Regions from separate parts of the Mus musculus genome. Here region 2 is linked to region 1. A link is a loop called in an ENCODE intact Hi-C map of the cell type or tissue named here. Cell type or tissue: heart. All regions are shown on one strand. Links, peaks and the distances in the headings refer to the core of each region. The heading gives the core; the rest is flanking DNA. Region 1 has its middle 17 kb from the start of 5830416I19Rik. Region 2 has its middle 13 kb from the start of Rell1.

Region 1 (15,528 bases), core at 2,382-10,381:
CACCCTACAAGGCACATAGATATAGTTCCCAGTCCCCTAGTATGCACTCAAAATACTGAACCGAGAAATGATTGTCAGGAGTTGCAAACTGGTGGGGGCATGCATAAATGACAGTAAAATAAACATTTCCAAATGAGCAGATAAGAGTAGGAGAAAAGTCATTTGGATTCACACTTCATAGACGTGCTAAAGTCACTTCAAATGGGCCAGAGAGTTCAGTTTTATTGAATTGCAGTATGCTGAAATAAAATCTCTCATGAAAAACATCCTAACAAATTGAGTACAGCTGTGGAGAGAAGTATTTGAAAATTTGAGCAGCACAGGCTGTGAGCACAGAGAGGTGCAATCCATATACACTCAGTAAGATGAATGTATGAACACATATAGTATATTCAAACCAACAGGGGAAGAAATGGCTGAATGGTGGGAACACTTGACAACACCTGACTCATTTGCTACGGAGTCTAACCACACACAGATGTAGAAACCAACAGGCAGAAAACACTCCGTAGCTAATTCAAGGTGATATGGAGCAAGGCATGAAGAACATTGTAGAAAGGAAATTCATGAGGGGGGGGAGTGTTAAATGTGAATAGAAAGAGTGATTTCCAGGGTAGTTGGAGATGCATGTTCGGCATGAAAAAACAAGATATGATGTTAGTAAATCACTGAAGAAGAGATGTATCCCTCTCCCCTTCCCTTCCTTTCCCTTCCCTTCCCTTCCCTTCCCTTCCCTTCCCTTCCCTTCCCTTCCCTTCCCTTCCCTTCCCTTCCCTTCCCTTCCCTTCCCTTCCCTTCCCTTCCCTTCCCTTCCCTTCTTCCCCTTCTTCCCCTTCTCCTTCTTCCCCTTCCCTTCTTCCCCTTCCTTTCTTCCCCTCCCCCTTCTTTCCCCTTCCCCTTCCTCTTCCCCTTCCCCTTCCCCTTCCCCTTCCCCTCCCCTTTCTCACTGTATAGCCCAGGCTGGCCTCAACTCAGAATCTTCCTGCCCCAGCCTCCTAATGCTAAGATATACATGTTCACTTTACAGTGTGTTTCAGGTGCTTCTAAGATTCTCCACATCTCACTTCTGGAGAGGTGGCTCAGTGGTTAAGGGCACTTGTTGCTCTTGCAGGGTACTGGGATTCCGTTTCCGTTGTTACCTACATGGCAGATAACAAAGCCTTCTGTAACTCTAGTTCCAGGAGTCCAACACTGTCTATTGGCCTGTCTAGACACTGTATGGACACGGTGCATGCACATACATGCAACGCAAAACACTCACGTACACAATTCATAAATAAGTCTTTTAAAATCTGTACATTCTTTTAAAAATCTTTGTTTTAAAATATGTGTATGTGCATATATGCCATTGTGTGGGTATGTGCACATCCATGCAGGTACCATCAGAGGACAGAGGTATTGGATCCCCTAGAGCTGGAGTTATAGGGAGTTTTGTGCCACCTGACCTGGGAGTTGGAAACTGAACTCAGACACTTCAAGTACTGTTAACTTCTGAGCCATTTCTCCAGCCCTCTTCATATGCTTTAATCTAGTCATTCTGTTGGAAAGATACTCTAAAGGAATAAACTAAAAAGAAACAATATTAGTTGTATAAATATATCTGCCTTGTTTATATTGTATGTAAGCATAAAGAAAAAATGTATCCCATTCAAAACACACGTGATGTATATATGTATATATGTGTATATGTATGTATATACATATATACATATACATATATATATATACACACACATACATATACACATATATGTGTGTGTGTGTGTGTGTGTGTGTGTGTGAACATCATCTTTAGGCACAATAAGTTTATTTGGTCAGGGAAAATACTGAGAATTGTTTCAGTGTCAGAAGTGTGTGTGTACATGTGTTTATGTTGGGGCTTCAACCTAATGTCTGAGGAGTTCTAGGCACTAACTCCTCCATGCTACATTTCCAGCCCTGGTGACTCTTAAGCTGATGAAGAAGCACTGAGTGTGGGCACAGTCACAGGCAATGATTGCTTATTCGGGAGATTTTCTGTCTCATGGTCTGTAGTCCCACCATGGGCAGAGGATTAAGTTGTTTTCTGAAAGTTCCTGGGCAGAGAATGAGGCAGGCAAGAGATGGTGGAGAGGATTCAAGAAGAAATGTCTTGGAGCTGCAGGAACTATTTGAGGGGAATCGATAAGAAGCCAAGAGTTCCTGGAAGGACTGGGCTTGCAGTCACAGTCCCTGAATTTCTGACTTTGTTCCAGTATGAAGAATGTGTGATTCCTCACCCCCTCCCACGTGCTCTGTCACCACCCCAAAGTCACAATGTGGAAACAAAGACAGGGTGGGAGATGGAGTGGAAAAATAAAGAGTGATGTCACAGGTAGAAAGGATGCCCTCGAGCAAGGGAGAGAGGATTGGTGAACCTATTCACCAGGAGTTTGAAGTAACAGAATTAACAGAAAACCAAAAACCTTTCTTTTAAGTAGAAAATTAGCTGCTCATAGATCAGAGGGGAGGTTGAAGAATCAGGCTTAGAGAACAGAAGCCAAGGGACATGAGAAATCATCACCAGAAGGCCACCCTTCTGGAGTGGCTTGCCAGTGTTGCCAAGGGTCCATTTCTGGACTTCCCTTATCTAAACTATCATAAGAACATGTTATTAACTACCCATTGTCTCTGGTGGTCAAGAATTGAGTCCTCAAGCAAGAGCTTCTATTGTCTAACCTCTGGCTGACTGTCCTGTTTCTGCCTTCAGGAGACAGAATGGCATCTCACCTTCTTAGCTAGACCCCTTTATGGCATGGGAATCTCTCCCTCCCAACAGAGGTCATCTGAGGATTCTCCACAGCTAGAAAGGGGGCTTAGGCACAGAAGAGGAAAACAAATGAGGCATAGCACAGGGAACAGCAGCAAGCCTCTGCTGCTCATCAGGGGCCCAGAGTGGGTGTCTGCACGATGCTCACACTGTGAGGTTTAGACCTAGCTCACTGCATGGAGCCTGTATGTAAGGGTTACCTTACCATGGTGTCTTCTGTAAGGTTCTCTCAACTTGTGGTTTCCTCTAAAGAGACTCTTGGTAGCTTGGCCAAAGAGAATTCAGGTTCTTTTATTTGAATATTAATTACTAATATTGACTCATATCACATAGCACTCACATGCACACGAGAAAACACACACACATGCACATGCTGGAAATGTAGCCAAACATGTTTGTGTCTTTCCACAATTTTAGAATTTATTGAGTAATAATAAATTCATAAGGTTTAGTGGTTTCAATGACAATTGACCATAGAATCTGCCTCCCTTGGTAGCTTGGCCAAAGAGAATTCAGGTTCTTTTATTTAAATATTAATTGCTAATATTAATTCATATCACATAGCACTCACTCGCACACAAGCACACACATACAAGCTACACAAATTCAAAAGGCTCCAGCAGAGGTCAAGAGAGTTCTCAAGTGGGCTGAGAGTCCATTGATAAGATAACAAGCAAGAGCCGTGTGGAGAGGAGAGGAGGGCCTCTCCTGGATCTGCAGAAAGGCATGAGAGTGAAGCTACAGAGAATGATTGACCTGAAGTATGATTAGGTCCAGACAGACAGACAGGGGGGGGGGTGTGGTGTGGGGGGGGCAGTCCAGTAAGCCTCAACAGTGGAGCACTGAGTTGAATTCCAGGGACAGTCTGTGAGTCTTTGGTCCTTGACACACATACACCAGATGACAGGCTGGTGGGGGACCATGCCATCACAGTGCTGTGTGTGCATCTTATGATAGGATCCAGGCAAGGGAATTACACCCTTTCCTTGATCTGGGGTGTTTGGTAAGTTCTTAGACCTGATTTCCTGATATTATTTCATATTTTCATGTTCCTCCAGGGTTTCAGTTCAGCCCAATAAACCTATATGATTGTTGCAGGATGTTTGATCACACTGTGAAAGTCGATACTGTGTTATGGGCGGCTCAGCCCTTTGCACACACCCTTTTATGCCTCCGGCTGGAATACAGACACGCCCTTAGTACACACCTTTTATCCCAAACAATGAAGGTAAAGTCAGGTGGTAAAATGAAACACCCATGTTTGAAAGTGATGCCTAATTGAGTGGCAGACAAAGTGACAAATCAGAGACAGATTTGACAGAACAGAGCGGAGAGGAAAGAGAGGCCACTTAAGGGAGGGCAGTGCAGAGAGAGAAGAGAAAGGGGCAGTTTTACTGGGACAGTTGTACAGAGACAAGTTACACAGAGAGAACAAACTAGACACAGGTGAGCAGAGAATGAGGCACAGAATGAGAACGAGCCAGAAGATTAGGACATTAGACAGAGTTAGTAGGAGGCCAAGCAGGGCAAATCAGAAGAAGCTGAGATAAATCAGATTGAGTGGTCGTCTTGAAGAGGAGTTTAAGTCAAAGCAGCTGAGCTGAACCAGCCAGTCAGAGCTCAGAAAGCACAAGAAAGGGTGAGCTTATTCAGCAGTAAGTCTCAGAGGCTACAGAACATTCTAGGCCTAGATAAGCTTGGGCAGTGCTGGAAACTTCCAGAATTAGGCCTAGATTAGCAGACTGAGGCAGAGGTTACTTCAGGAGAATAAAAGTTATTTTTACATAGGGTGGCTCCTTTGTACCCCTAGAAATAAGTCACGTATTAGCTTGTACTGGGTAGGGAGTGTGTTCCTGATAGATGGCACAGTTTCTTGGTCCACCCTGAAAGCTGAAATCATCCTTCTCCCTCAAGATGGAGTCAAAAGCATTGCCTGCGCTCTTCTCTTGACTGATACAAGGTTGATGGTGAAGAGTAAAGACTGTGGGAGTCAGTGATCTTCAAGTAACTTCTAAGTCTGAGTCACCTGGGAATACGCCTGTCCAATCAGAAAGTGATAACCTGCCCATCACATCCTCCCTGACCTCCTAAACTCTCAGCGGCACTTCATTCCCCAGGCATGAGTGTGCTGCTGGGAAATGCCCGAGCCATTCAAATCTCCATCCTTTCCTCTCCTTCCCCATTTCCCCACCCTCTCTCTATCCTCCTCTCCCTTCTCTTCCTCGTCCTCTCATTTTTTTCCTCTCCTCCACCGTCCCTCTCTTTCCCCTCCCTTCCCTCTTCATTTTCCTCCCCACACTTTTTTTTTTACACACTTCTTTTGTGTATCAGTGCTGCAGACAACATTGCAATACACAGTGAGGAGGTGGCTCTAGTTCTATGGGCTGCTCTTCCCACAGAAACCTGGCAGGGGTAAAAGCAGGCCACTGTGATTATTCATGAGTTTCATCTGTCAGAGCATACAACCCCTGAGCTGATAGATCCAGGGATCTAGAACCCCAGCTCAGTGTGTGACTTTGAGGCACTAAATCCCTCTCAGCCTCAGTTTTCCTTGCTGTCCAGCATGTTTTATAGTAACATTCGATGATGAAATGCTGAAGAATTACTGCACATACTTCTATATGTAGTGTACACATATGGCCTATAGGGTAGGCGTAATTCTGCATGCTTTATACTACATATAATTACTGAGAACTTGACCATTAGCCATTTTGTTACTGGTCAGCCAGGAGGTGGATTAGATCTGAAAAGGAACTTTTCTTGCTCCGTGTGCTATTTTCAGTAGGCAGTGTCTCACTTAACTCCGGCGCCAATCATACAAGCTCAGTAAGGTGTTATTTATAGATGAGCTGGATTGCATTATATAGCTAGTCATGTGACCACTGAGCTTTCTGCCTGGGCTTGCAATCTCATCCTTTCCACCACTGATCCTGGAACATACCATGTCGGCTCCATCTTCTCCAGGAAGCTTCTATGTCAGACCAAAGATGTTAACAGGGATACAACTATGCAAAGCCTAGCTTCGCTTGGCTCCCGTGTTAGCCCTGATGACACCCACCTCCTCCTTTGCTGCACAGGACATAGACCATTGTCCAGTTTGTCCCCGTGTAGCAGTGGACAGGAAGTTTAGTGGAGGAATTGTTTATAGGTTAGGGAAGAGAGTGTCAGCTCACAGGGATGAAATGGAAGGAAGGACAATTGTGCTCTCACGATGTTTCCTACTGCGGTCACAGTGTCTGTGGGAGGGAGTGGCTCAGCATGGCCAGGCTGCAGGGCTGCTTCCTACGAGCCTGCTTCCCTTCTCTTGACCTCTTCCATGCTCCCTCTTGATGGATTGAAGCTGCAGCTCAACATCCAGTCTAATACCCACTCCCTTGACCTTTTCGTGATAAATTTGAAGGGCACTCGCTCCGAGCTTTCACATTCAGCCTAGGGTTCTTCCTTTGATTCTGTGGTTTGGGTCCAGTTCTCTCAACTGCTTAGGATCCCTTACCTCATGGAGAAAGAGACTGCCCACAGGAATATCATGCATCCCAGAATGTCTCAATCCTGGGCAGGGTGGTGTCTTGGATCAGTCCCAGTGGGTTTGCAGTCTGGGAGACTCAAAGCTGTGTGATGTGTTGGTTTCCCATTTTAGGAATGGACAGCCTGTGATAAATGAGCACAGCCCAGCTCTGTAGTGATGAGGCTAGGCATTACCTACAAGAGATGCATTTATGGAAAGTCATAAAAATTCATACCTTATAGGAGGATAGACAATTTGATTATTACAATACCATTTCTGTTTTGAAATGAAACAATTCCACACAGTTCATATGTCAGCTTGTTTTGAAGCAAATCTTTTTTGACTTAGGATCAAGCGTACAGCTAACCAGTAAGCTGACCATAGGGAAGTGGAAACATCTCTCCTGGGTTGTTTTTCCTGATTGAGTTGCCTGCTCTATGACAAAGAAAACACTAGAAAGTGAACTCTAATGCCTCAGGAATGTGCATGTATAGGGTTCACACAGACTCTTAAATCTTTAACAACTGCGTCTGTTCATTTAATTTATTGACATTTTCTCCTTAAGCTCATTGACTCTTTTCTTTTCTTTTCTTTTCTTTTCTTTTCTTTTCTTTTCTTTTCTTTTCTTTCCTTTTCTTTTCTTTTCTTTTCTTTTCTTTTCTTTTCTTTCCTTTTCTTTTCTTTTCTTTTCTTTTCTTTTCTTTTCTTTTCTTTTTTCCAGCAAGTGTATCACTGAAGGTCGTGGATCCAGTTTCTCTCTGGTCATGACTGGGTTATATGAAGCATGGCCAAGTTTACCTAAGCCATTTTACTGAAGGAAGAAGTTTCTGAGTGAGGCAAAATGTGCTTCCTCCAACTCGATCAATTTGGACAATCTGGGAATCAAGGACACAAAACAGCAGACTCACAGTCTTAGGGACGGAGATCTGGGACGTACATTTTATTTACACATTCACTGTTTCAGTGTCTTTTGTATGAGCCCTGAACCTGGTCCAGAGCTAATGAAGGGTGAGACATGCGTCCCTGATGGAAAGGACTTCTGGAACTCAGTGAACAACAGAGGTGCCTCCCAAAAGTAAAAGCTGATACAACTGATAGAATTTGTAGTCACAAGACACATGAGCAAAGGCCCCTGGAGGTTCATGGGTATGTGTGTATGAAACTTGAACACGTTTTCTTTGTCTAACATGGACATGGCCAATATATAAACCAATTGGCGATAGGAATAAGAATCCAAATGAAGTATACGTAAATACGACTATTAAAAAAATTTTTTTTAAAACCACACACACACACATGGTCGATCCAGTTCAGGGTTTTAGAAGAGCCAGCAGAGACTTGAGACTTTAGTCCAATATTTCCCTTGTCATCTTAAAGTGGGTGTTGCCTGAGCCCAAGAAAATTACCGTCTTTATTGCGAAGGGGCTCAGCCTTTGGGAGTGCTTTCCAGTCAGGGGAAATCAAGACTGTGAGGGAATCTCATCCTTTACTCTGTGATTGATTCTCATCCCTGAGTCTGTGATCGATTCCCCCCCCCCCCTCCCCGCGGCAGCATTACCTCAGCTGCGCTGGCATTACCATCTTGTTTTCAATCTCTGAGATGTTAGGATCTGATTTAGAAATGCCTTATATTTTATGTAGGAAAGTAGAGGATATTTTTATCCGCACACCTGGCACCAGAATTCCTTTTAGGGAGACAGCTGACTTTATGGAGGAAAAAAGCAAAAAGGAAAGGAAAAGTTAGCACTTGAAATGGCAAGGAGGATGTCTAAAGTACATTTAACAGCCGCAAAAGAAGTCATCAGGATTTCTAACTTCCCCGTGGAAGACAAAGGGATAATTATTGGTTAATAATTGGTTAATATTCAAGGGATAATAATTGGTTTGGAGGAAACAAAAAGAGGAAAGGAGAGGAGAGAAAGAGAAAGGGCAAGGGACAAGCCAAATGGAAAAATGCATAGATTCCTGCTCTCCCAGGGGTCTACAAAATGCCACGGCCGGGGTCTTCTTTTTCTCAAGTGACACACTTGGCAAAGGGTACTGAGTACGTACGGCACCACTGTGGCTTGGATCAGTGGAGATTTATTTAAAATCTGAGTCGTGTCTCTGCTGGCTTGGGTGAACTGCTCAGGGATGCCCCTGGGAAGTCAGGGCTGTCCCATCTCTCACCTGAGCAAGCATCCTCTCCCATTGAGGTTAGAGCTTCACCTTGCCAAATGGCATTCTCTGGCTGGGTACTGGGCACTCACTCATTAACTCTACATCCAGTGCAGGAAGAAGGAGAAAGAGGGAAAGTGCACGCTTTCCTGTTAAGAAAGTAAAATCTTTCCGAGAAACGCCCCTGGCAATTGTATAACACAGCCTCCTTTAACACGGGGAGGAGAAGAAATAATTTACCCTGTGCATTCATTTAAATGAGGACAGACAGGGGGAAGGTGTGATGTTGGGTAAGATCAGCTGATGGTGTGCTAGCTATCTGGGAAATTGAGGTGGGAGCGGAGCATCGCATGATGTGAGCGGAATCAACTTGAGGAAAAGGCTGAGACCTTGGGGCCTGGGCGTGGCCACTCAGGATGTAAGAGCCCTTGCCAAGAGCTTGAGGTTTCCTCTGGAGTAGGGTCCTAGGGTGGGACAGGCCCGGAGAACATGGTATCTGTGGGTTATGCTGACATATTCATTAATTCTCTCCAACCATCATCTTTATAGGCTACAATTTTCCATCACCTTTAACTTAACTACTAATATCGTCCAAGCCCCTCCTGAAACGTTCACGACTGCCTTGTTTCTCTGTGTTCAGCTTTTCTCCTTTCTGTCCAGCTTCATTAGGTTTCTGATGTCTAGCTATTGTTTCATAGTTAAAAACAAAACAGAACAAAACAGACAAATTGCTTTCATGGAGAAAAGTGGTACTGACCTGTAAACCTGAATACTTTCAGAGTTGAGGCAGGAGTGCAATGCCTTCCTGGGGCAGAGAGTGAGTACAAAGCCAACCTGGGCAATATAGGGAGACACTGTCTCAAAATAAAAAAGAATAAGAGAGTTGGGGACATATAGCTCAGTGGTGGAATGCTTGCCACACTTGTGAGGCCATGGGATCAATCCTTGGTGTCAAAGAAAATATCTTGGATGGTGGTAAGCCATGAACAGACTTGGTCATTGTAGGGTTGTCATTGTAATGGTCCTTCTTTTGCTTTCCATGGCTCTGTCCTTTAAGACAGTTGTCCCTCAGCCTCAGTCCCTGACAGAGCAGTCTATATCTTCGTAGTAGAAAGAATTAGAATGGCCCCCATAGGCTCCTATATTTGAATACTTGGCTCCCAGTTGGTGGAACTGTTTGGGAAGAACTAGGAGGTGTGGTCTTATTGGAGGAGGTGTGTCACTCCAGGGCTGGCTTCCAGATTTCAAAAGCCTGAGCCAGTTTCCCTCTCCTTTCCCCTCCCTCTTCCCCTCTCCCTTCCTCTCCTCCTCTCCCTCTCCATCTTTCTCCCTCCTCTTCCTCCCCCTCTCCCTCCTCCCTCCTCCCCATCCCCTCTCCCTCTCCCCCTCCTCCTCTCTCCCCCTCTCTCTCCCTCCTTCTCTCCCTCTCCCCCTCCTCCTTCTCTCTCTCTCCCTCTCTCTCCCTCTTCCTTCTCTCTCTTTCTGCTTGCAGGTAAGCTCTCAGTTACTTCTCCAACACCAGATCTATAGGCTTGCTGTCAGACTCCCTGCCACAATGGTCATGGACCATCTGAAACTGTAAGCTCCAAGTAATAAATTCTTTTTTTTCTGCAAGTTACCTGGGTCATGGTGTCTCATCATAGCAGTAGAAAAGTACGTGAGACAGTATCTTTGGATTCCCGGCCATGAAAGAAAGTTCACTGTATTGATGTATGGCACAAACTGCACAATGCAATAGATAGGTCACACCTGCCCTTATGAAAGAAGAGACAGTGAAAAACAAACAAACAAACAAACAAACAAACAAACAAAAAACCAAAACCCCAACTGAACGTGAACCACAGTCAGAGGTGCGTTTTAGAACAGGTACCGTGGGGAGATGGTTACAGTATTCTGCTAACTGTAAAACAAAAGGGGGGGCGCTCCAAAACAGCATATATGATCTGAGTTTTACACACACACACACACACACACACACACACACACACACATATACACACATGTTTTTTTACACACTCAAACATACTCACACAGAGAGAGGGGGAAGGGAGGGAGGGAAGGATGGGGGACTTAGGGGAAGGGAGGGAGAAAGGCAGGGAGGACACCGTACTGTCTTGCATCTCAGCTACCAAATTTAGAGTTTAATGTTCAGCAAGGCGTGTCTCCACTATATTGCTCCACAATCAGCACATCTGCTGATATGTATCCAGGTCATAGTTACTCAATATTAAAAGGGAACACAGTAAATCCTGTTAGTGGGCAGGGCCGCTCTGATCCCATGCTCTCTCACCTCAGATTCTTGTAAGACGTATCTTTGTTCCTTCATTTTGATTGGTCCAGCAGTTTTCATACCTTTGTGTGTGTTGCAGCTCTTTTTAAGGCTATGGAAATGGAAGCGTGTGCTCTGTCCCTCAGAAGTACCCCGGGACCAGTCCTGAGAGCATCACATGGCTTCCACTCCTCGCTTGAAAATCGAATCTTGAGCCATGTGTTACTTGGCCATATTTGCACATTTTCTTTAAAGAATCAAGCAAACATGATATGAATAGCAAACTAGAAAGCATTTCTTTTCTTTAGTGGGATTGTGAGGGGGAAATTTTTGTCTCAAATCGACCAAATACATAGTTCTGTGTGTAAAGATGCTGGCTGCCCAGGTCTATTGCCCATGCTCATTCACACCTCACGATTCTCTAAGAATAAAATAAAATTTAAAATGCCCCTACCTATAGCAGCAAAACCAAAACCCAGAAAGCAGAATGAGGCTCAGTTCGCCCACAAGCTTCCTTGCAGCCTAAGAATAAAAAACTTGTGATCCAAGATGGCCGGGAGCAAGTGCCACAGAGTGAGCTCTAGGCCTGGGTCTGCTGCTTCCTCTAAGTAGGGTGTTGGGGAACAAGCCAGCCCATCTGTGTTTAGGGATAGATCCACCAGCTCTCCAATGAAAATGCCCAGTGCTGGAATATAAACGAGGAGCCTTCGTTCCAGGCTTCTCCCGGTCAGCACTGTGACTTCTTTGTGTGCAGTTCCAAGTGTTGCTACCCTTAAAGTACTCTTTCTGTCACAGAGAAAAGAACTCTTAGTTTTTGTTTTTTGTTTTTAACATATTTTATATATAGCAGTAATATGCATATATATTCTTTCTCTATTTTTTATTTTTTATTTTTATTTTTTTGTTTTTTCAAGACAGGGTTTCTCTGTGTAGCCCTGGCTGTCCTGAAACTCACTCTGTAGACCAAGCTGGCCTTGAACTCAGAAATCCACCTGCTCCCAAGTGCTGGGATTAAAGGTGTACACCACCACGCCCGGCTATTTTTTTTTTAAATAAAAGAAAAAAATCTCTTTCAAGAACAAACTAAACAATAAGGATGGTCGAGATTGCTCAATGGTTAAGAGCACTGACTGCTCTTCCAGAGGTCCCAGGTTTGATTCTTAGCACCCGCACGGCAGCTCACAACCGTTTATAATTCCAGTTCCAGGGGATCTGAGAGTCTATTCTGGTCTCTAAATCACCAGGCACACACGTAGTGCACAAGCATTAAACACAGGCAAAACACTCACACACATAAGGTAATTGAAAACTTATTTTAAAACTATCACTTTTCCTAAGTGGGTCAAGATAACAAGCACCATCTTCGATGCTTAGTCCTGTCTGACGCCCGAGGCACTGATGGCCAACGAGATTAAAAAGAAAGCCCGATATTCACAACCACAGCCTCAAAGGAATAAAACGTGTTGGGAATGTTAGATACTTTTGGAATTCAAAACGGTCCTTGCTTCTTCAGAATACAGAAAGCTGAATTCACATTAAAAACAAAAAACAAAAATAGAAGCTCCTTCTGGGTTCTTAGAATTGGTGTTCGTGCCTCCAGCAGGCTAAGCACAGGTTCTACCACTGGGCTACATCCCTAGTGCTTGATTGCTGCCTTATTTGGGATTTAAGATCCTGCATTCTGATAGGACAAATTGGTGTCTCTGCCTCTTTCAAAGTATTTCAAAGCAACCTGTTTAGCCACTCTGAGCTGCCCAGCTGGCATTGGAAAGATTTTTCAGAGCCTTCTCTCTCCAGACCTTCAGGCTATAGAGCATGAAGTTCTTTCTCCATGCTTGTAAAAGCCTTTTATCTGGGTGTGTAGATTAAGAAGCTGCAGATGACATCAAACGTGATAGAAACAGACACAAAGCACTTACCCGGACAAACCGTCACCGAACTAAGCTTTGTTTGAAGTTGCAGATCTACATGCCCAGAGGTGGACGGCAATGAGGCTGACCTTGTCTCCCTTGTTTTCATTTCCCCTCCTTGCTTGGGGTTCCCATCAGCCAAAACAAAATCATGGAGAGGAGCAAAGGCTGCCCTCCTTAAGATCCATGTAGATGGAAATAGATGGACTGGAGGTATTATTCTTCTCTCTTGAAGGAAAAGAAAAGCAAGGTGAATGATTTGGGTGTGTGCCAGAGACCATCATTCCCTGGGGTTATGTCAGCTTCTCAATGCATGAGCATCAGAGTAGGTCTGAGTTGGTTTTGGTCTTAGTATAACCAGATAAACAGTCTTCCTCTTCTATAGGGTATCAGTCCACATATGGGGAGCTGGATTCTTCCCTGATCCAAGCTTCCATTTTCAGAGGACGGATCATGAAGAAACAGCAAAAAGGCAGAACAAGTCATTTGGCTCAGTGAAATGTGTGAATTACATTACCTCAGAGATTAGAGAAGAAAGTCCACACATTGTAGCACATGGGAACTTGGGAATCATGGCTTAAGTCTGCCTTAGTTACTTTTCTAGTACTGTGAAGACACATCATGGCCAAGGCAAATTGTAAAGGAAAGCATTCAATTTGGGGTTTATGGTTCCAGAGCGTAGTAGAATCCATGACCGTCACGGTGGGGAGTATGGCTTCAGACAGGTGGGCATGGCACTGGAGCAGTGGCTGAGAGCTTATACCTGACTCACGTTACAGGATATTTGACCCTGTCTCTAGTTATGGTGTGACTCAGCCCTTAGCACACACCTTTAATCATTCTGGCAGAAAATGAGAAGGAATCGGAAGATTAAAAGAGATTGCTACAGTTAGGTTGAGACCAAGTGTTGTGTCCGGCCAGCAGATCACAACATGGGTTCTAGCCTGGAAAGGAATTATGGAAACCTGGAAGAGAAGAGGGGCTAGGTGGCGAGATAAAGAAATGTAGCTAAGACAGGCATTCTGATCAAAGCTCAATTTTACTGTTCTGCACGCAATTATAAAGCAGGGGGAGGGGCCCGATTCCTGCCAATTAATCTTGGGGTCCAATAGCAGGGTGACCACGTGCACGGCTCCAAACAGCAAAGAGGCAGGTTCCAGCAGTGGGCATGGCAGAACGATTGAGCGGGAAGCTCCACCCCTGAGCAAGCAGGTTTCAGGCTGGGGGAGGGGAGACTACAACCAAGCAGAGCAATTCAGATGCCAAGAGAAAAGCCAGATTGAATAAATCAGCTGGGAGAGGAATGTGAGCCAGAATAGCTGAGTTGAACCAGCCAGGTAGAGTTCAGAGAGAAGAAAGGCTGAGCTTATTCAGCAGCAGGTCTCAGAGGCTGAAAAGATTCCAGGCCTTGATGAGATTGTACAGAGGCTAGATGGTTCCAGGACTAGGCCTGGGTTTGCAGCAGTAAACCTTCCAGACAACACTTAAAACAGGAGAATGAAAGTTACTTTTACAGACTCACAAGCATGAGGCAAAGAAACAAATTAAAAATGGTGTGGGCTTTAGAAACCTCCAAGCCCATCACTAGAGCCATACCGAGGCCACACCTCCTAATCCTTTCCAAACAGTTCCACCAATTGAGGGCCAAGCATTCAAACACAGGAGCCTCTGGGGCTCATTCTCATTCAAACCACCACAAAGTTGCAGCCTGAGTCTGAAGGCTGGAGACCAGGAGGCCAAGTCTGCAGAGGAGGGCACAGCAGCTCATCTCAGAGCACACATGCACTTTTTCCTCTGCTTAATTGTTCTACCCACGGCCTTAGGGAGTGAGGATGCTTAGGTTTTCTTTTGTAGGAGACTCATTTACTCTAAAACTAGTTTCTTTCTGATGCACCAAGAACTGTTTTATGAGAGCTATCTGGTCAACCTTTAGTCCAACTAAGTATTAAACCCAAAGGTTGAAAATAAGACCGCTACCACAATTTTTGAGCCAAAATTGAAGCAAGTTTTAATTAAATACTGGCCAGGTCCATTCTAGGCTTCCTAAAAAAATAGCAGTGAGTCACATTTTTCAGTGGTTTATAAAGGCAAATCCATAAGGCTATCTTATTTCTCACTAGGTCCAGTCAGGGGCATGCATATATCCTGACATACTTCTTGCCTGCGTTCCTACTGCCCACATCCAATCAGGGGTGAGCATATACCCTTATGTACTTTATGCCTATGTATTTCCCACCTACATGTGATCAAACACATCTGGTGCAGCTGGGTCAGGCAAACCTGTTTAGGGGAGTGAGAACATGTGGCATGTTCTCTTCCATGAACAATATCCTCCAGCATTTCAGAAAGTGTCCTTGGGCAAGGGGCTTACAGATTAGAGGCATTTTTGTTTTATGGATCTCTGGGAACAGTAATTAAAACTTAAAACATAACTTTATAACCATTATGCTTTCTTGTGAAAAACGGGTGTATGTAGAAACACTTATTTGGGTGTGGCCTGTAATGGCCAAGCCTACCTAATCCTATTTCTTGTTCTGCTAGAGGAGATAGAGACTACACTCTGGAGTCTGTCCCTGGAGTATGCGTTCTGGAGACAGCACTCTCACCAAACCTTCCACTTTTGATTTCTCTTCACATGTAAAGCCAGAAATCATAGATAGACAATAAGGCAGTGGTTCTTAACCTTCCTAAATGCAGCAACCCTTTAATACAGTTTGTCATGTTGTGTGACCCCCAAACATAAAACTATTTTCATTCATACTTCATAACTCTAATTTTGCTACTCTTCTGTATGGTAATACAAATATCTGATATTTCTGACAGTCTTAGGCAACCCCTGTGAAAAGGTCATTTGACCTATCCCTAAATGGGTCTCAGCTCACAGGTTGAGAACCACTGC
Region 2 (15,528 bases), core at 3,992-11,991, 82 kb after region 1:
CCACTGAGATGTAGCCTAGCCTGGATTTGTGCTTTTCGAAAGATCCTCTAGTGCTAGTCAAGGGCAGAATCAAGTGTGGGCCAGGTGAGAGCAGGCGTTTGTAGTGAATCAAGTGGAAAAGGCAAGTGGCTAGTGATAGCTTGACTAACAGACATGGGTGAATATCTCAAACAGGAGCAGAGAACCACTACTTGGGAAGATCCAGAGTATTTCCATAAATGCTTTAGCTTCCCTTTTCATCTTTTCAGGCCCCTTAGACATTATACTGTTTGTTGATAGATCACTATTGCCTGACAGGGAGCGAGGGAGGGAGAGAGGGAGGGAAGGAGAGAGAGAGAGAGAGAGAGAGAGAGAGAGAATTGAACTAGGGATTTCAGAGATGGGTCAGTGGTTTCCAGAACCCACATGGCAGTTTACAACCATCTGTAAGTCCAGTTCCAGAGGTTCTGACATCCTCTTCCAGTCTCCACCGGCATCAATAATGCACAAGGTGAACATACATACATATAGGCAAAATGTTCACACATATAAAATAACAAATCTATCTATCTATCTATCTATCTATCTATCTATCTATCTATCTACCCTTCAGAGAATTTTGTCTGCAGCCGAGTATAGCTGCTGCCCAGTTATGCTAAGGACATTAAGGTTTGTATGAGTTGCTTTTCTTATTGCTCTGACAAAAACTACACTTAATGAGGAATTTATTTTGCTCATAGTTTACCCACTGTGGGCAGTGCCACTTCTAAACCCGTGGTCCTGGGTGCTATAAGAAAGCAAAACGAGTAAGCCATGGGGAAGCAAGCCAGTAAGTACCATCCCTTCATGGCCCCTGCATTAGTTCTTACCTTGAATTCCTGCCCCGACTTTCTGATGGACTGGATCAGAACACTGTAAAATAAATAAACTCTTTCCTATTCATGTTGGTTTTGGTCATGGTGTTCATCACAGCAATAAGAAGCTAACTGAGACAATGCTCATCATTGTGTATCTGTTTGTGGACATTTTAAAGTTATACACCTAGGAGGAGGATGAAGGAATTATAGGGCAGTTTTTGTTTAGTACACATAACGAGATCCTGCGTAAGTTTTCCGAAGGGCTTTGACCAGTTTACATGTTTACTAGCAGTTCTGAGATCATTTCTATGATCCTTACTATCACTGATACTTGATATTACTAACTGAATTCTAGCCATTCTGGTTACAATGTGTTTTAATTTGCACTTCCCTGATGAAATATTATTGTATTGGCTAAAATATGCACAAAGGCCCTTTGGGCCTCCACAACAGCTCTTCACTTCTGCCCACTCCCCTGCCTAAACCTTTGTTACATCCTTTAGATTTGGTTTGACAGCAAAGCACTTGTGCATGTGGGCTTTCTGGTCATTTATTGCTGTAGGACCAATGTCCCCTCTGCTGTCTTTCACGTCAGTGCTGTCTCTTTATTTTGCTTCTGCACCTGTACTTTGAGGAAAGGTAGAAAAGGCTTGTTCTGCACAGGCATAGAAAGGCTCAACCAGGGGCAGGAGGGTTAGTTCCCAAGGGACCTGGCCAGTTGGTTTGTTGATGGTGGTTGTGTGTGTGTGTGTGTGTGTGTGTGTGTGTGTGTGTGTTGTCTGTGTAAAGATGCATACACCTGTTTATGGCATGAGCCTGTGTACATTTACATGACATGAGAGGCCAAAGGACAACATTTGGTTTTACTCCTCAGCGGGTATCCCCCCTCCATCCCCCTTTACTTCTTTGTTTGAGATAGGGCCTTTCATTGGCTTGAAGCTCTCCAAGCAAACTAGGCTGGCTGGATAGTGAATTCCAGGGAAATGTCCAATACTGCAAATTTAAATACATACCACAATGCAGGTTTATTGTTGTTTTGTTTTGTTTTGTTTTGAGCTCTGGGCAACAACCTCAGGTCTGCGGGCTTACAAGGCAAACACTTTACTAATATGTTACCCCCTTAGCCTTTGCCTATAATACTTTATAATTCAGTAGTTGAGTTCCAAGGCAAGCGTCCCAAGAGGGCTATAAATTATAATCCTTTGTCATCTAGCACCAGATGTCATATAGCATTGCTTCTGTGCCATCATATTAGTCAGAATCACCCAGTGAGTCCTGGCTGTGAAGGATGAGGACTGCACCTTTGGAAGGCACACAGGCATGATGCTGAAGAAGCTGATGGGTGGGAAGTATTCTAGGCGTGGCTGGAACAAACAATGTGCTCTGCTTTCCTTCCACAACAGCTGATGGCATCTTGTAGTTAGGAAACGTTTTAAAAATTTTAGTTAGTCAAGTTTACCCATCATGGGGTAAACTTTCCTTCATGGCTAATTCTGGGTGTGTTGTGAATGATCTGCCTGTGTCAGATTTACAATGCGATCTGATCTTATAAGGCAGGATCCTGACCATGCTCCTATAAGGCAGCTGACATTTGCATATGAACCTCAGCTTTTATAGAGGAACTGGAAACACAGAAATAAAGCACTTGGTCCAGGACTGACTCATGGCCACAGTCTCCACCCTGACTCCCATGGCTGTCATCCTGGTGTGTGCATGCACTGCTTTTTCTAAGGGGCCTATGGCCACCAGGTTGACACCCATGACCCCTCTCAGCGCTCATTATCCCTCTGAAGGCGACTCTGTCTGTTCTGACTCAGGTTATAGATCATCTTCTGAGAGGCATGAAGAAGAAGAAGCTTTCAGAAGACAAAGACAAAGGTCTGAACTCTACGGGCAGTGTGTGTGTCATATCCTTGTTGTCTTTATTGTTGTTCTTTTTGGGTTTTGTGTTTTTTCAAAGAAGCATAGAAACAGAGGGTTTAGAAGGGAGAAATACATATTTACAGCTTAAGTGGCCCTAAGAGTGGGTTCTGGGTTGGGTATCAAACGAAAACAGCGATATTTTAAGCATAAGATCAGGGCTAGAAGGTAAGAGAAGAAAACCACCTGCTCCTGCCTTTACCAGGTTGACATGAGGATGAAATGAACTAATAAAGAGGCGTCTGTGCCAAGAGTAGTGCATGTAATGCCTCTCTCTCCTCACTGAAAACAGCAAGGCCTGGCCAAGAGGCAAGTCAGCAGGCGACGTGGAGAGACATTCACCAGCTAGAGTGTTGTTCAAGAAAATGCTGTCGTCCAAATAATGTCATTATACATAAACACCTATATTTTAAACTAAATTACACTCCTGGGTATTAGGAAGTCTGCCAGCTTTCTCCAGCCATCCCTTCCCTCACAGAGACTACTAGGTAATTTGCATTATGTCATTCATTATTGTGTGGAAGAGGCAACTGCGATTCTGCTACTCCTTTTTGCAGAGTTTCTGTTGAAATGAGAAAAAGGTAGGCAGTATGATGAGGTTGTCATGTTTAACTGTTAGCTGAGCTTTTATTTTATCACTTATTTAATTTTTGAGATAGGGTCTCTCTCTATAGCCCTACATGTCACAGAACTCACTACTGCTTTTTGAGAAGGGTCTACCTGAATAGCCCAGCCCAACCTTGAACTCAAGATCCTTTGCCCCAGCTTCCCAATCAATACTGGGGTTCCAAGCATACTCTACTATGCCCATTGTAGATCAAGCTTTTGTTAAGTGGTTGTCCTTTCTAGTCCAGAACAATCGACCTTAGTAGTTTTGACATACTGCAAGGCAAATAGCTTATTTTTAATAATTATGTTATTTTTATTTATGCCTATGTGCCTAGGTATATGCATATAAGTGTGGGTGCCCCAGAAGCCAGAGTCATCAGATTATCTATTGCTGGTGTTACAAGCAGTTATAAAGTTGCGTGTTGCGTTATGTGGGTACTGGTTTTTGAACTTGGATCTTCCCCCAAAACAGTATGGGTTCTTAATCAGTGTCCCATCTCGCTAGTCACAAATAGTTAATTTTGGGAGTCTTGCTTTATTTTAAGTGATGATATAGTAACATTTTGTATAAGTTCAGCAATGGCTGAATGGCAAAATCAAAAAGATCCTAACCTTAGAAGGAATCACAAGCTCTAATCATGGGGACACTGCAAAGTGGCTAATATTTATTGAGTGCTGGTGTGATTTTTTGTTTTTTGTTTTTTATTTCCTGAAATACAGGATTAAATGTTAACCTTAGAGCTAGCTTAATCACAACTAACACTGACCAATGTCTTTTGAAGTGTAAACTTAGGGGTTCTTTGGAAAGTTGGTTGGATGGTGTTTTACTGGGGCAAACACATGAAGCAACGTTTTGTTAAAGTAGACACAGGTGTGAAAGGCTAAGGCAAACTGGTGAAGGAAGGCTTAGTGGAAGCAGACACAGGAGAGACAATGTTCTGCTAAAGCAAGCACATGAAAGGGCATGTGATAAAATATTCTTTGCTAAGGACACACATGTATTGGCCCACCTTCCATTGCATGATTGAGCTGTATTTTTCAGGAAGCCATAGAGAGAAATGCACTAAAAAACTTCAGGTGGTGTGCTGCAGTTTGTTGCTGATTCCCAGGACTTGGGCTGATTGGATTCACGTGCTAAGGCAAGACACATGCTGAGGCAAGGCACATGGAGGACACATGATGTTTGGAGGGTATAAATCGAACTCCATGGAGTGATGGAGACAGAGTTTGGCTTGCTGGTACAGCTAGCTGTGCAATGCTTGTGGGTCTCACATCTTCGGCTGACCTTCACTTCCCTGAGAGAGGCACAGCCGAGAACTTCTCCTGGTGTTCCTGTTGGTCCCTCCTGCTGACTGGAGCTGAGACTGAGGCCTGGCTGTCTGCTGTCGTGTCACCGCTGTTGCCATCCGGACTCTATTGAACTGGACTGCTGGTGTATCTGTGAGGTGTTTGCAAGTGAATCAAGCTGCTGCTGCCTGCTAACCAGTGAACTAAACTATTGATTTCCAGACATCACAGATGGAAGTTAATCCGAAGAACCTTTCTAAACAGGTCCATTCCCCACCCCCACCCCCGCCCCGCCCCGCCCCATCCTTTCTTTTCCACTACCTCTGGTGGGTAGTAGGTTACAAGGAAGGCTGAAGTGTTTCAGAACCATCGTTAAAAATAAGATTAAAGCCGGGCGTGGTGGCGCACGCCTTTAATCCCAGCACTCGGGAGGCAGAGGCAGGCGGATTTCTGAGTTCGAGGCCAGCCTGGTCTACAAAGTGAGTGCCAGGACAGCCAGGGCTACACAGAGAAACCCTGTCTCGAAAAACCAAAAAAAAAAAAAAAAAAAAAAAAAATAAGATTAAAAAAATTAAAATTACAGTCTTTTCATGGAATTTGATAACCTGATCTTGAAATGTAAAGTGAAAAGGAACTGTCAAGAATAGTCAGGATATTTTGGAACAAGAGCAAAACACACAGACACTTGTCATCACAGATACAAACAATGATTTCTGAGTCACGAGTGTGGAAGTGCGCTGCCTGCAAAAGGGATCTGGAGAGTAGAATGTAAATGCTGAGGACAGACATCGTGGTCACAGAAGCTTGATTCGTGATGGGTTTAGCCAGGAAGGCAGGTCATTGGGCAAAGGCCAAGCAAGCAAGCACACTCTTACTTCACATCACACACAGTATTAGATAGAGGTCAATGTGAGAGTAATTAAGGTCAATGTATAAGTAGACAAAAGACACAAATACTCATATTAGAAGATGGAATATAAGTCGGGCGGTGGTGGCGCACGCCTTTAATCCCAGCACTTGGGAGGCAGAGGCAGGCGGATTTCTGAGTTCGAGGCCAGCCTGGTCAACAGAGTGAGTCCAGGACAGCCAGGACTATACAGAGAAAAAACAAAAACAAAAACAAACAAAAAAAGACGGAATATTAATGGCCAATAAACATATATGCAAAGGTGTTCAACTTCCATATCAATCAAGGAAGCACAGACTAAACCCATTCAAGTGAGCTGAGTGTACTAATGACCTCAATTCTCACGTTTTCCCATGCTACACTCCAGAGAAGTGCCAGCCTTCACTGATTGGCCCTTTCTCATCCATCCTCAAGCTTACAGTAGCAAATTGACTTCAGGCAGAGCTCGTAGAAGTGCTTCATGTTTCTGTTCTTTCTCTTGTGCCCTTCAGTATACATTTCTGAAGAGCTATTATCTATCTATCATCTATCTATCTATCTATCTATCTATCTATCTATCTATCTATCTATCTATCATCTATCATCTATCTAGTTATAGATTGAATTGTGTTCCCACTAAAGATATGTTGAAGTCCTAACTCCTAGTAGCTCAGAATGTAGCCTCATTTGGAAATAGAGTCATTACAGACTTAATTAGCTAAGATGAAGTCATAGTGGAGTAAGGTAGGTATTTAGCACCATATGACCTGGTGTCCTCATAAGGGGAGAAGAAACAGACCAGATCAGGGAATGCCTGGGGATAATGGAAGCTGGAAGAGACAAGGATCCTCTCCTAAAGGCTTCAGAGGGAGCAGAACCCTCCAGATCTGTGAGACAAAGGATGCCTGCTGTTACGCCAAGCAGTTTGTGCCATTTTGCTACAGATACGCTAAGACATCAATACAAACACTGGGAAGTGGGGAACTTCTAAAACACCGTATATATTATAAATGGAAGTTACTCTGGATATTCAGTAGACACATCAAGAATTCTGAAGTCCGTGACCGAAAGAGCCTGGATTCCCTTGGAGAAACAGTGGGTAGAAAGATGAGCCTTGAAGGTTCCTGGTGATGACTTAGAAGAAAATGATGAACATGCCTGTGGATACACAGGAGGAAACTTGATTTGTCTTACAAAGTAGCAGAAGACTGTGAAATGGGTTCCTGTACGGAGTGCAAAGCAGAATAAGTAAGGAATAAAATCAACTGACAGAACAGTCAAGTAAAGAGTGGAAGTTTCCACCTGCTTTCTCTTTGCTCTTTATAGTAAAACAAGTGACAAAAGGGACAAATTAGGGAACGAGCTGTTAAGGAAAAGGGGATTAAGCACCTGATGTTCTGGAAAGTTGTTCACTCCGTCCAGATATCCTGTTGTGGGAACAGAAAGCTACGCAGTGAGAAAACTGTTTGCTGAAAAGATTAAGGTGTGACTCAGAGCCAATCAACCCTCTCAGCAGAAGCGCGGTCATTCAGGAAGGCAACCGGGAGACTCTGATGGCTCGGATCCAACAGGAGGCTGACAAGGATTCCAAGAATCCAACTCCAGCAGAACGCTTCTGCCGACACTTCACCCGGGGATAGGAAGGAAGAACTCCTAGGCTGGAACCACGCTGCAGGAGCCTGGCTCACAGAACTGCCTCAGGTGTCAGAGTGGGACACTGAACAACAGGAGTCTGTTTTAAGGCCTTCAGATACAAAGTAAAATGTCCTGCTCAGAGGGAGAGGATGGGGGTCGGGGAGGTATTCATATTTGCCCAAGATTCATTCCATCTCTAACTACCTCAAAATATCTGCAAAACCTTATTCATCTTCACCACATACACTTTCTTAAAAGTCTTTAAGGTCACCTGGGCATGGTGGTGCAAGCCTTCAATCCTAGCACTCAGGAGGCAAAGGCACGCCATCTCAGTGAATCTGAGGCCAGCCTGGTCTGCACATAGTGAGTTCCATGACAGCAAGGGTCACAGAGAGACAGAGAAATCTTGACTAACATTAATAATAATAATAAAACAATAAAAGGAGAGTGTCTTCTACGGCGATTAAAACCACCATGCCTTGTGTAAAGTAAAAATACCAGTTGTCTAGTTTTTTTAGATACCATTTGTATATTGCTAATTATCAAAACCAATCATCATACAACATAATGGACAGAGGGGAGGTGCTGTAGGGAAGCGCAAGGATATTTGACGTGCTGATAGTTAGAGAGGGTGTAGATATTTCAGTTATAGTGGTTTATCTTTACAATGCTGCTTGGTAAACCCAGGCATGCTCAAATGTGTTCGTCTTTTCCCTCGTTGAGCTTTCCAGTATGGTAGCCGCCAACTTCATTCAGCTTTAACTGAATATAAACTAAATAAAAATTTGACACTGCCTTTCTTTTTCTCACTGACCTTATTTCGGATGTCCAGTGGCCACATGTGTGGCTAGTGGCTACATACTAGTGCAGACCGAATGCTCCCTTCTCACACAAGTATTCGGCAAGGCCTAGTCATCAAGAAGCCTAAGCTATAGCCCCACCCTCACCCCATCTTTTGTTTTGTTTTAATTTTTTTGTATCGAGACGGGGTCCTGTTAAGTTTTCCAAGATGGCCTTTCACTAATTCCTCTTTCCTCAGTCTTACTGTTAATTGGAACCACTGATCTTTCCTACCAGGTCTAGTAAGGCGGGTACTTCTTGAAGGATAAAAAGAAAGTGAACGATTAAACAATGAAACAGCCAGAATTTTTATTCATTTGATAGTGTTGCCTAATGTCATGATAGAGGCAACTCCCGCCAATGTCCTGATTGTCCTCTTGACTCAGAGCATCCATGTTAAAGTGTTTGAACACGCTACAGACCAGAATCAGGACCCTAGCTACCTATTGGTGGCTTGACGATCTACCTTAGGGTCAGTTGATGAAATTTAAAGTTCTTATTTTAATCCCCTCTGTGTAGACAGTATTTGAGGCAGTTCACATTTTGCATCCAAGCAGCACCCTACTGGGGCTCTAGCTCAGTTGGTAGAACACTTGCCTAGCATCACATGGCCTTGGGTCCAGTCCCAGCACTGCATAAACCAGGCATGATGGTACCTGGCTAGAATCCTAGCACTCAGGAGGTTGAGGCAGGAGGATGAAGTTCAGGGCCTTCTTAGGTTACATAGTGAGTTCAAAGCAACACAAACAGAGCCTTGGATACATGAGACTCTGTCTCAAAAAATAATTTTTTTGAAACAACAACAACACAAAAATCAAACAATCATCCAATATTTCCTCCCCCTTAGCTGCCAACTGTTTAAGAAAGGTCCAGCACAAATTTCCCCAGTGACATTTCAGTCTACTCCCTCTTGGCCAGGATCAAACTGCTTTTGACTTTTGAGAGTCCTCAGCTACAAGAGATGGACGGGGAAACAAACGGCACTGCCTACAGATGTCAGTTTTGAATATAACTCTCTGTTAGGGAAGTTACAGCTGATCATTTCTCTACGCTTCCAACTCAGAAACCATGCCGAGCTTCGTTAGGAAGAAATCCATGCTCACGTGTCCTTTCTTCTTTCCAGTTTTGAAGTCAGCGCACACAGTGATGGCTTTCACTGTGGCTTTTTCACACACGTGTGTTAGGATATTTCTCTAATTCATACTTTTCATCTCCTCGGTTCTTGGCACAATGATCTTGGCTTAGGTTGTCATCTAGATTCACATGAGCATCACAGGACTGTTGAATTTATTCACATCACAAAGGAAGTCAGATACTGGTAAACACACTTTATTGAATATGTAACGGACTCAGCACCAGGGGCTGTGTTCACTGCCAACAATATTGAGCCAGATGTAATCAGACTCAATGGTTTTGACCTCTTGTTTTTTCTAGTAACTAAGCTGACATGATTCAGGAATGGTCCCAGTTTTGGCCCTCAGGTGTGAGAGAATTGGGGGGTGGGGATGAGGGGCGGTTTAGATCAAGTATCCTATATCTTTTTTATTATATCTAATTTTTGACATTGCTGATCTATTGGTAATAACTGGACCCCTTTAGAGACTATGGCTGCTTTTCCAGGGTCCCTGAATCCCCTGGCTTCTCTGGCCCCTGAGCCTCACATGATTGTTGTTCAAAGGGCATCACTTGCTTCCATGGTGATGGATGACTTCAAGAGCACCATCCCAGTACTTGGGCTCAACACATCCTCCATCTTGGCATCTCTTCAGCAGCCCACCAGGAGCTGTTGTGTAGAGCTGGGTTACCCTGCTGTATGCCTTCCTTGTTGTTGTTATAACAAGTTACCTCAAACTCCTCAGTTAAACGGTTCCAATTCCCTTACAGTTGTATAAGGAGTATGAAATGGGGGTCACGGCACTAGAATCAAAGCATGTGTAGGCTAGCAGTTATTTCTGGAGGCTCAAGGATATATTTGGATTTTGTGCCCTTTCCAGTTTGTGAGGCCTCCTGCATCCCAGGGGACGTGACTCCTTCCTTCATCTTCAAAGTCAGCAACACTGTCTCTCTGTACCTTTCTGCCATATAAGCCTCCTGTGGCTTGGCTCTTCTCAGCCTTTCTACTTTAACCATCTTTCTGATCACAATGACCCAGTCCAGGTAATATAGGACATATTCCTTATTTTGAGTTGATTGGTTACTTTAATTCCTCTCTACAATGCTACCAGCCATGTTTGCAGGGTCCAGGAGTCAGGACATGGACAATTTTGATGCTTCTGTCTACCACATTAACCCAGATCCTTTCTTCCTACAAAAACATCTTCAATGAAACCCATCTCATAGTTTTATTGGAGCAAAAATAATAATGATGTTCCTGAAGTGTGTAAGAACTCAGAACTTGTCACTAACGTGTCAGAAGGGGCTTGTTTTTTGTGGGGTTGAAGATGGAGAGTCCACAGACTGTGGAGGATGAAAGAGCTGACTGGATCAGATGTCCTTGCTCTTTAAGCAGGTGGAGGGCAGTCGTGTCTCCTAGCACTAGGAGCAGTGGAGATGGGGCATGGGAGGGTGGTGGATGTGTCTCCAGGAAGACACATTACCAGGCAGTTAGTCTGCTCCTAACTCCTTCCAGTACTGCTGAGCTCTGATGAGAGTAACATAGGCAAACTCTCCAGCTCTTTCTTCTCCTTTCCCTCACAGCCCTGTGAAATGCAAAAGGGATGGCTAATAGCATGGGCAATGGGGAGCAGAAGGACCTGACAGAGAGAGAGAGAGAGAGAGAGAGAGAGAGAGAGAGAGAGAGAGAGAGAGAGAGAGAGCATGCTCCTCAGGCTTTGCAAAGATGGGACTCCCTGGGGAGAATCCTTGATCCTTGCCTGCACATGTGGTAGGGAGGGCTAGGGCGGGGTATAGGAGGCGTGTGAGTGGGATGCAGTTGTCAGGGAGGCCTCAGCCTTTCCCAGAAGGCAGTTCTAGAGCTGAGCAGCCCTTCCCAAATTGTCTAGCTTTGGAAATGGGTGTTCTCTGCCCTACCAATGGACCTTAGGCCTTTGCTCAGGGCCTTTCTAGGGGAGCCACACAGATGACAGCGTCAGCATTTTGGCCGGTGGAAGCAGCAGGTGGGTGGTGTACAACTGTCCACCCCACTTGGTGGCAGCTGATCCTTAGGCCAGGTATCTTACCGGAGGTGACATAGGCAGAGGAAAGGAAAGAGCTCTTAAACAGGATCAGAGTCTGGACTTTTCTTTCCTTAATTGTTTATTTTTGAGACAGAGTCTCTTTATGGAGTCCTGGCTGTCTTGGAACTCACTCACTGTTTAGGCTGGCCCCGAAATCACAGAGATCTTCCTGCCCCTGCCACCACACACAGCCCTTACTTTAGTTTTTGATCCAGCATTGTCTTAGGGTTTTACTGCTGTGAGGAGACACCCTGAACACAGCAACTCTGCTGGCTTACAGTTTCAGAGCTTCAGTCCATTATTGTCATGTGGGAAACATGAGGGCATGCAGGCATGAGGGCATGGTGCTGGAGAGGGAGCTGAGCGTTCTGCATCCTAGGCAGCAGGAAGAGAAACTGGGAGCCACTAGGCCTGGTTTTGAGCAGGAGACCTCAAAGCCCACCCCTAGTGACACACTTCCTCCAACAAAGCCATACTTACTCCAACAAGGCCACATCTCCTAATAGTGCCACTCCCTATGGGCCTATGCAGGCCATTTTTCTACACAAACTACTGCAAGGGTCTTATGTGCAGTAGACTAGCATATACCAGCAAGATTTTGCTGAAAGGACCCTGATATAGCTGTCTCTTGTGAGGCTATGCCAGTGCCTGGTAAACACAGAAGTGGATGCTCACAGTCATCTATTGGATGGAACACAGGGCCCCCAATGGAGGAGCTAGAGAAAGCACCCAAGGAGCTGGGGTGATCTGCAGCCCTATAGGTGGAACAACAATATGAACTAACCAGTAACCCCCAAAACTCGTGTCTCTAGCTGCATATGTAGCAGAAGATGGCCTAGTCGGCCATCATTGGGAAGAGAGGCCCCTTGTTCTTGCAAACTTTATATGTCCCAGTATAGGGGAAACACCAAGGCCAAGAAGTGGGAGTGGGTGGGCAAGGGGAGCAGGGGTGGGTAGGGGAGGGTATAGGGGACTTTTGGGATAGCATTTGAAATGTAAATGAAGTAATATACCTAATAAAAATTGGGGAAAAACAAACAAACAAACAAACAAAAAAGAATATTAAAAATAAGGCTAATAGGTCTGGAAGAGATGGTTCTTCAGTTGGGAGCACTGACTACTCTCCCAGAGGAGCTGGGTTCAAATCCCAGCAGCCACGTGACAGCTTATACCTGTCTGTAACTCCAATATCTGACACCCTCACACAGACATACACGCAAGCAAAACACCAATGCACATAAAATGAAAATAAATTATTTTTGAAAACTATTTAACAAGTAAAGGTCCCCAGACTCTTTTTTTTTTTTTAAATGTGACCTTACAGAGGTGAGACTTGTGTGGAGAGATGTGATGGTCCACATGGATTTTGGGGTCGGGTGAGATTACTCATAAGGGGACAGAGTTGGTGACACTGACTATTCAGTAGCTAGGCAAGCCAACAGATTTGCTGGCAATACTGAGGAGAACACAAGAGAAATTCATGTTACCATTCTGAGCCTTGGCAGCAGAGTGGTTCATATGGGTTTCTCAGCTATCCAGAGAAGCTGGTAACTCTCACCCTCTGCTCTCCTAAACCTTCCACCTCATCACCTTGCTCCCACATCTCATGAACTGACAGACATTTCACTTTTCTCTGATCTCTGAAGCTGTGCCCTTCTGTTGCCTAAGTTCACCTGAAAGGTTGCCTGGACCCCTTGGCTCTCGATAATGATAGAAAAGCCTCCCCAGCTATCAGATTCCTTACAGGAAAGCTCCTCTACTTCTATCCATCTCGAAACTGCTCTTACCTCCTGCTACGCATGCGCACAGAGTATCACACGGCTGCTCAGAATGGCTCATGGAACATTGACAGGCTACAGCCGGGATGTCAGATCGGATGCACAGTGGTGCAGATTAGGCAGGCCTCCCATTCATTGCCTATAGTAGCTGTTCAAATCTTTATGGCATTCAGCAGTCTCAATAATTAGCAAGACCAATGCTACTTCTTCTAGCTAGTTTAATAGAATACTATTGCTCGGTCTGGGTAGATCTACACTGGTGGTCAACAGATAGGGATTTCTAGGGTCCTAGAAGGAAGTGCGAGTGTTCGGGTCTTTACTTCTGCCTTGAACTCTACGTATGTTGGTCTTTAACAAAATCTTAGCCATTTGATTTTACCAATGACTTGGGAGCCAGATGCTGGGGGGCGGGGAGGACCTGCTAGCTCTGAGGGGCAGAGAAGGCACCCAGCTGACCTTCCTCCTCAGCAGGTGTCCCAGAATGAATCCCCTCTCTCAACAAACCTCCTATAAACTGGATGTCCCTCCCTCCCACTTCCTGTGCTTCTCTCTATTCATCTTCCTAATTCCTTCTTACTCTCTGTAATTTTTTTCTTAATAATCTTATGTTCACTCCCTTTCTACTGGTTACTTGCTCTGCCTCTAGACCTATGGTTGACTTTATTTAATCCTGCTTACAATATTCCAGCAGAGAGCTCTTGGATTAAAGGTGTGTGCTAAGGCCGAGCCACATCACAGCTAAAGACAGGTTTCCCCAGTAAATCACACACTATCAGGGGTCACAGTGTGATGGAATATCCTGCAACATATCAGCAGTCTACATCCTGTGCTATCTCTATCCTACTGCCCAGAGCAAAAGGAGGCATCTTTAGGCAGGGGTAAAAGTCAAGGATGCTTAGATCATGGTTGACATAGGACCCAAGGCACATAAAATAAAAAAAAAGGCCTGGCAGGGGTCTTTCTCCCAAGAGCAGGGCCACCTTACTGATGGATCAGTCCAGGCTGGCCAGATATGTTCAAAGCCAGTCCTGAACACGTTTACCTGTGGGCCTGTAAGCTTCCCTTTCTTTGTCTAAGCTGTCCAAATCAAAATTAGGGAAAGGAGACTCATCTCATGTCACCAGAAACATCTAAAACCCCAGCCTTCCAGGGACAAAAATGACCTTGTTCTTTCTGCTCTGTCAATGTTCTCTCTCTCTCTCTCTCTCTCTCTCTCTCTCTCTCTCTCTCTGTTTGTTCTCTGTCTCTGTCTGTCTCCTCACTTGTAATAAAGCTTGTTACTCATTGTTGCCTGTCATGATTAAGATTTTTCCTGCTCTTGGATTCTTTTATCAGCAGAGAAGAGGAACCCAGTGCAGAAAGTAATACTAGCCAGTGTGACCCTGGGCCCTTGACCTTTTCCATCTTACCATCTGGTTGTTTGCTTTCTCCCAGCTAAATTTAGAAATTCCTATAAGCAATGCTAGGATATTTTCTTAATTTGCAGTAATTCTGTCCCTGAGCCTCCCACTCTTAGCCTAGGCAATGCATGTTTGTTGTAAGGTCAAAATTCCTAAATTTTTAAAAATACTATTTTATTCCCTTGCAGTTCTTCTTCTTCTTCTTTTTTTTTTTTTTAATAAAAGACTGCAAACATATTCCCTAGGTGTAACTCCTTACAAGGACATAAGACTATATCTAATTCACAGAAAGACACAATTCTACTGAGAATGTTCAGTGTTAATTAGAGTAAACACCAGTCATCAGAGACTCATGCATTTCCATAATGAAAATGACCATTTAGCAGTGGAGAGGGAAACAGGAAAGGCTTCTACTAAGGAGAATGATTAACCAAATTCTCACAGAGAAACTAGAAAAAAAAATCAGCAAGCCCCAGAGAGGACAGAGCATTGTTAGTTTTTTAATTCATACCATGCTCTGATAGATGATCCATTCCCACAATTAAATCAGTTCTTCTTTAAGAAAAAAAAAAAGATTGTATGTGATAGTGGGGCTTAGTTTTATGTCAAGTTGACAAAGCTATAGTCATCTGAGAGGAGGGAACCATGAGAACATGCCTCCTTAAGATAGGGCTTTAGGCAAGCTTATGGGGCATTTTTAAAATTAGTGATTGATGGAGAAGGGCCCAGTCGGCCATTGTGGGTGGTCTCACCCTAGTGTGGTGGTTCAGGATTCTAGAAGAAAGCAGGCTGAGCAAGCCATGAAAGCAAGCAAACAGCTCTCCTCCATGGCCTCTGCATCATCTGCTCCTGGCTCCAGGTTCCAGCTCTGTTTGAGTTCCTGTCTGGCCTTCCTTCAATGATGGACATGTGGAAGCACCAAATAAGCTCTTCTCTCCTCAAGTTGCTTTTGGCCACCGTGCTTTCATCATGGTAATCATGGTGCTTTGAAGAATTTTGTCCTGGTGTGTTGGGGAAACTAGGCAATATTTACTCACCTCCCCTTTTTAAGGTCCCAATGATAAACCAAAGTTGGATTTAGCGACACCATACCTAAGGGGCAAAAAATGAATTTATTTCGCTTACTTTCTGAGCATGGGTGAGGGGTTACTAACGGGAACA

What was found. Hi-C counts contacts between places; a loop is a spot of excess contacts. Peaks named below come from ENCODE experiments on the same cell type or tissue, not always from the same donor. Only the 100,000 strongest peaks of a DNase experiment are listed, where the experiment ranks them.
Region 2: a loop joins it to region 1, with 1.9 times the contacts of the local background. A loop is called at or near these places in 6 of 42 quality-filtered maps.

What each region holds. Positions count from the first base shown.
Region 1 is chr5:64,054,279-64,069,806 of GRCm38, reverse strand. No RefSeq gene overlaps it. Among named protein-coding and RNA genes, the nearest start is that of 5830416I19Rik, 17 kb to the right of the region's middle. In heart, for the core only: no CTCF peak of the experiment used is centred there; no DNase peak of the experiment used is centred there; H3K27me3 peaks cover 5,160 bases.
Region 2 is chr5:63,974,043-63,989,570 of GRCm38, reverse strand. No RefSeq gene overlaps it. Among named protein-coding and RNA genes, the nearest start is that of Rell1, 13 kb to the right of the region's middle. In heart, for the core only: no CTCF peak of the experiment used is centred there; a DNase peak (open chromatin) is centred at 7,120.